Regions from separate parts of the Homo sapiens genome. Here region 1 is linked to region 2. Evidence: read pairs that join two places in POLR2A ChIA-PET (ENCODE). Cell type or tissue: PC-9. All regions are shown on one strand. Links, peaks and the distances in the headings refer to the core of each region. The heading gives the core; the rest is flanking DNA. Region 1 overlaps LOC102723334 (a long non-coding RNA gene). Region 2 overlaps CCM2 (CCM2 scaffold protein).

The links. Peaks named below come from ENCODE experiments on the same cell type or tissue, not always from the same donor. Only the 100,000 strongest peaks of a DNase experiment are listed, where the experiment ranks them.
Region 1: POLR2A ChIA-PET joins it to region 2 with 6 read pairs; 23 of 35 experiments call an interaction of 5 or more read pairs at or near these places.

Annotation. Positions count from the first base shown.
Region 1 is chr7:44,989,663-44,992,583 of GRCh38, reverse strand. It overlaps LOC102723334 (a long non-coding RNA gene), which reads left to right. Exons shown (of 4, transcript XR_428139.4): 4 at 1-890. Among named protein-coding and RNA genes, the nearest start is that of SNHG15, 4.4 kb to the right of the region's middle. RefSeq lists an enhancer at 1,089-1,643. In PC-9, for the core only: no CTCF peak of the experiment used is centred there; no DNase peak of the experiment used is centred there.
Region 2 is chr7:45,047,337-45,050,257 of GRCh38, reverse strand. The region is part of intron 2 of CCM2 (CCM2 scaffold protein); the gene reads right to left. Among named protein-coding and RNA genes, the nearest start is that of NACAD, 40 kb to the left of the region's middle. In PC-9, for the core only: no CTCF peak of the experiment used is centred there; a DNase peak (open chromatin) is centred at 1,317; H3K27ac peaks cover 2,260 bases.

The DNA.
Region 1 (2,921 bases), core at 264-2,763, 58 kb after region 2:
CCGTCTGGGAGGTGTGCCCAACAGCTCATTGAGAACGGGCCATGATGACGATGGCGGTTTTGTCGAGTAGAAAGTGGGGAAATGTGGGGAAAGGAAGGAGAGATCAGATTGTTGCTGTGTCTGTGTGGAGAGAAGTAGACACAGGAGACTCCATTTTGTTATGTACTAAGAAAAATTCTTCTGCCTTGGGATGCTGTTAATCTATAACCTTACCCTCAGCCCCATGCTCTCTGAAACATGTGCTGTGTCCACTCAGGGTTAAATGGATTAAGGGCGGTGCAAGATGTGCTTTGTTAAACAGATGCTTGAAGGCAGCATGCTCGTTAAGAGTCATCACCACTCCCTAATCTCAAGTACCCAGGGACACAAACACCGGAAGGCCGCAGGGTCCTCTGCCTAGGAAAACCAGAGACCCTTGTTCACATGTTTATCTGCTGACCTTCCCTCCACTATTGTCCTATGACCCTGCCAAATCCCCCTCTCTGAGAAACACCCAAGAATGATCAATAAATACTAAAAAAAAAAAAAGAGAAACTCACAGTCTTAAAAGAAATCGCTCTTTGTAAGGGTGTCTCCCTCTCTGTACCAGGAAGAGAAAGTTGACTCTAAATCACCAGAGACCCTTATCAATGGAGAAGGCAGCAACTTGTTTTGTGTGCTTCTCCGGGTCTTTTTCCCAAAACTGGCCTTCCTCACTCCCTTCTTTGTTTTTAGCTGAAGATGGTACTTAAACCTGAATTCTAAGCCACTCCTTTGAGAATTACTCATTTTCTTGGGCATCTCACATGTATATGCAAAGTATACATGTTAATATAGCTCCATTTGTTTTTCTCCTGTTAATCTTTTGAGCTGGGCATGGTGGCTCCCGCCTATAATCCCAACATCTTGGGAGGCCAAGGCAAGAGGATTGCTTGAACCCAGGAGCTGGAGATCAGCCTGGGCAACATGACAGGAGCCCATCTCTACGAAATAAAAAATTAAAAAATTAGGGCCAGGCGCAGTGGCTGACACTTGTAATCCCAGCACTTTGGGAAGCCGAGGCAGGTGGATCACAAGGTCAGGAGTTCAAGACCAGCGTGGCCAAGATGGTGAAACCCCCGCCTCTACTAAAAATACAAAAATTAGCCAGGCATGGTGGCAAGCGCCTGTAATCCCAGCTACTCGGGTGGCTGAGGCAGGAGAATTGCTTGAACCCGGGTGGCAGAGGTTGCAGTGAGCCGAGATCATGCCACTGCACTCCAGCCTGGGTGACAGAGCAAGACTCTGTCTCAAAAATAAATAAATAAATAGCCAGGTGTTGTGGCAAGCTCCTGTAGTCCCAGTTACTTGGGAGGCTGAGATGGGAGGATCACTTGAGCCTGGGGGTGTGGAGGTTGCAGTGAGCCATGATAGCACCACTGTGCTCTAGCCTGGGAGACACAGTGAGACCCTGTCTCAAAAAAAAAAAATCTATCTTTTGTTACAAGGACTCTAGCTGAGAATTTAGAAGGGTAGCAAGAAAATTCATCTTTCCTCCCCTAAATATGCTACTGATAGAGGCGGGAGACAGCCAAATGCCATCCAGGTCATTATGCACAGGGGGCTTGCCTAAACATGCCTACAGTGAAAAATTCTATCCCTTAACACATGTGCAGTAAGGGAAATAAATCAGTGTGGAGTGGCTCAGATTAGAGGCCTACATGTGCACTGGGGAAATGGGGTGGAGCCACCAGGAATTCATGCTTTATGCAGGGGAGCCGGGCTTCTTCAGCTCCAGTATGGTGGCCTGATATTCAGTCTGTGGAGTAGGAGCCTGTTGGCAGGACCACCTCTTTGCTAAGGGCTTTCTTTTCACTTAATACATTCTGACCCTTCAATGTGTCCATGTGCCTAATTTTTCCTGATCGGGAGACAAGAGCCCAGATTTTAGCTGAACTAAGAAGAAAAATATCGTGCGTCACTAGTTGGCCTGGAAGAACAATGGAATTACTCATTTGAGATGTGGGTTTGAAGAAAGTTATTTTTAGTATTCTGATAAGCAGTTAAAATACTGCTGTCATGTTTCTCTCTTTGTGCCAGTCTCATGCAGTTTCCCAGCAAAATCACAATTAAACTGATAATGTGATTTTTATGTTTTGGCATCCTTTCAGATTTTGTTTTTTTTGTTTTGTTTTTGAGACGGGGTCTGGGTGTGTCACCCAAGCTGGAATGCATTGGCATAATCACAGCTCATTGCAGCCTCAACCTCTGGGGCTCAAGTGATCTTCCCACCACCTCAGCCTCCTGAGTAGCTGGGACTATCAGCGGACGCCACCATGACTGGCTAATTTTTAAACTTTTTGTAGAGACGGGTTTTGTGATGTTGCTCAAGCTGGTCTTGAACTCCTGGGCTAAAGCAATCCTCCTGTCTGAGCCTCCTGAAGTGCTGGGATTACAGGCCACGATGTCTGGCCTCTAATTACTTTGATAATAAGTAAGCATCTCCCCTTCTCTTTTTTTTCTGAGACAGAGTCTCACTCTATTGCCCAGGCTGGAGTGCAATGGCACAAACTTGGCTTTGCCTCCTGGGTTCAAGCAACCTCTGCCTCCCAGGTTCAAGCAATTCTCCTGCCTCAGCCTCCCAAGTAGCTGGGATCACAGGCGTGTGCTACCATGCCCGGCTAATTTTTTGTATTTTTAGTAGAGATGGCGTTTCACCATGTTGGCCAGCCTGCTCTTGAACTCCTAACCTGCCTTCCAAAGTATTGGGATTACAGGTGTGAGCCACCACGCCTGGCTCTTTGTTGTTTGTTTTTGAGCTGGAGTCTCGCTGTGTCACCCAGGCTGGAGTACAGTGGCGCCATCTCGGCTTACTGCAACCTCCACCTCCTGAGTTCAAGCGATTCCCCTGCCTCAGCCTCCTGAGTAGCTGGGACCGCAGGCATGCACTACCACACCCAGCT
Region 2 (2,921 bases), core at 125-2,624:
CCCACTACACACCTAGGCTATATGGTATTGCTCCCAGGCTACAACCTGTACAGCATGTTAATGTATGAATACTGCAGGCAGGCAACTGTAACACAATAGTAAGTATTTGTGACTCTAAATACATTCAAACACAGAAAAGGTGATGCGTTGTGCTACAATGTTAAGACAGCTATGTCACTAGGCAATGGAAATTTTTTAGCTCCCTTATAATCTCATGGGACCATTGTCATATGTGTGGTCTGTCGTTGACCAATATGTTGTTATATGGCCAAGACTGTACTTCAAATTATCTCTAGATTACTTATACCTAATACAATGTAAATGTTATGTAAATAGTTGTTACACTGTATTTTTTAAATTTGTATTATTTTTTATTGTTGTAGTGGTTTTTTTATTGTTCTTTTTTTGAATACTTTCAACCCACAGTTGCTTGACTCAGGTGAAGAACCTGCAGAGGTACAGGGCCGCCTGCACACTCACAGAGTCCTCACGTATGCACTGACTTCAACCCTTTATGAAGAGCAATTTGGAAATGTCTGTCAAATTAAAAAGTAACCTAGCCTTAGATCTAGAAACTCCACTTTTGTAATTTATCCTATAGGTACAGTAAAACATACATAACAGTTGAAAATAAATTAAATATGTATTAATAAATCACTGGTTAAATAGAATATGACACAGCTATCTAATGGAATATCATGCAACCATTAAAATGGACGAGGCAGTTTTATGTGTGCTAATGTGAACACTCGGCGATAAATCAAGATACACTGTTCAGTGTAAAAAGCAAGGTGCAAACAGTGTATACCGTGTAATCATTTGGGAAACAAATGCATGTGTAAGCTCATATATGGACAGACTGTAAAGACACAAGAAGCTGGTGTCAGCAATTCCTCCCACGGAGGGTGCACATGATTTCTTTTCACCAAGAATCTCTGTTATCATTTGAATTTTGAACCATGTACATAAATTACATATTCAATTAGATAAAAATAAATAATAGGCCGGACATGGTGGCTCACACTTGTAATCTATCACTTTGAGAAGCCGAGGCAGGAGGATCGCTTGAGCACAGGAGTTCGAGACCAGCCTGGGCAACATGGCAAGACCCCATCACCACAAAAAAATACAAAAATTAGCCAGGTGTGATGGTGCAACATGTGGTCCCAGCTACTCAGGAAGCTGAGGTGAGAGGATCACCTGAGCCCAGGGAAGTTGAAGCTGCAGTGAGTCATGACTGTGTCACTACATTCCAGCCTGGGTGACAGAGTGAGACCCTGTCTCAAAAAATAATAACAAATCTGAGAAGAGCTTCTTGGGTTTGTTATCACAAATGTGATTAATTACCCTGTCCCATTATTAAAACCACACAGCAAGCCTGCTATGAGTCCATTCATAGTCACTAGGTGAGCCCACGTGAGCCTTGCACTGCACCAAATCCTACTGGGGAAAATGTCAGCTTGTGATGGAAACTACAGAAAGAATTTTTTTTTTTTTTTAGACAGTCTTGCTCTGTCACCAGCCTGGAGTGCAGTGGCACAATCTCGGCTCACTGCAACCTTCACCTCCTGGGTTCAAGCGAATCTCCTGCCTCAGCCTCCCAAGCACCTGGGACTACAGGTGCACACCACCACATCCAGCTAATCTTTGTATTTTTAGTAGAGATGGGGTTTCACCATGTTGGCCAGGATAGTCTAGATCTCTTGACCTCGTGATCCGCCTGCCTCGGCCTCCCAGAGGAATGTTTCTACTTTATGAAGGTTTTGTGAAGATTAAATGAGAAAAATATATTTAAAATGTTAAATAGTGTTGCTGCACACAGTAAGCATTCCAAAACAGAAGCTACTATTAAATCCCTCTCAACTTGTTCATTAATGTTCATTCTAAAAACAAAATACTTCCCATAAACACCACACTGGAGTATGTGGGATTAAATGTCTCCTATCACTGGTGGATTTTATTATTGTGATTGTTTTTATTTTATGAAATGTATACAGTTTAAAAAGGCAAATAAAGTTCAAAAAATTGTAAAACAAAACAACAACAATCTCCTTTACTAACTGGGACAACCCCATCCACAAACCACTTCCAAGAGGCAGCCACACTGAAGTCTTCTGATTCTTCTAGGATCTAGAGCCATTTTTCTAAATAATGGGCTTATATTCCTATTGCTTATCAATTTAAGATATTGACTTCCAATTGTATCACCATTCCCACTTTCCCTCTCTTTTCTTACAACTTAGATAATTTTTCTTAATCATTACTTAGTTTTTACATCATTTTATTATCTACATTCTCTCACTGACATGCCAAGTAGTAGTCAAATTGCAATTTCTTTATAATTAAACTTTTATTTTAAGGTAATTGTAAATTCTCTTATTATAAGAAATGATACAGGGAGATCCATCGCTCCCTTTACCCTATTGCCCCCAGCAGTGACATCTTGCAGAACTACAGCACATCACACCAGGACATGGATGTAAACACAGCCAGAGCACCCATCACTGTGAGGACCCCTCCTGTTGCCCTTTATAGGCACACCTACTTCTCTCCACCCCTAGCAAACCCTAATCTGTTCTCCACCTCAGCAACTGTGTCATTTCAAAGATGTTACAGAAAGGAACATACAGTGTGAAACCTTTAGGAACGGCTTTTTTCACTCAACATAATTCTCTGGAGGCCCATCCAGGTTGCTGTGTAGTTTGTTCCTTTGTTGTTGCTTTAAGACAGGGTCTCACTGTCATCCAGGATGGAGCACAGTGGCATGATCATGGCTCACTGCAGCCTGGACTTCCTGGGCTCAAGCAATCCTCCAGCCTCAGCCTCCCCAGTAGGTGGGACTACAGGCAGGTGCCACCATGCCCAGCCCTTTGTATTATTGAATAGTCTTCTGTGGCATGGATGGACCTCATTTTGTTTAA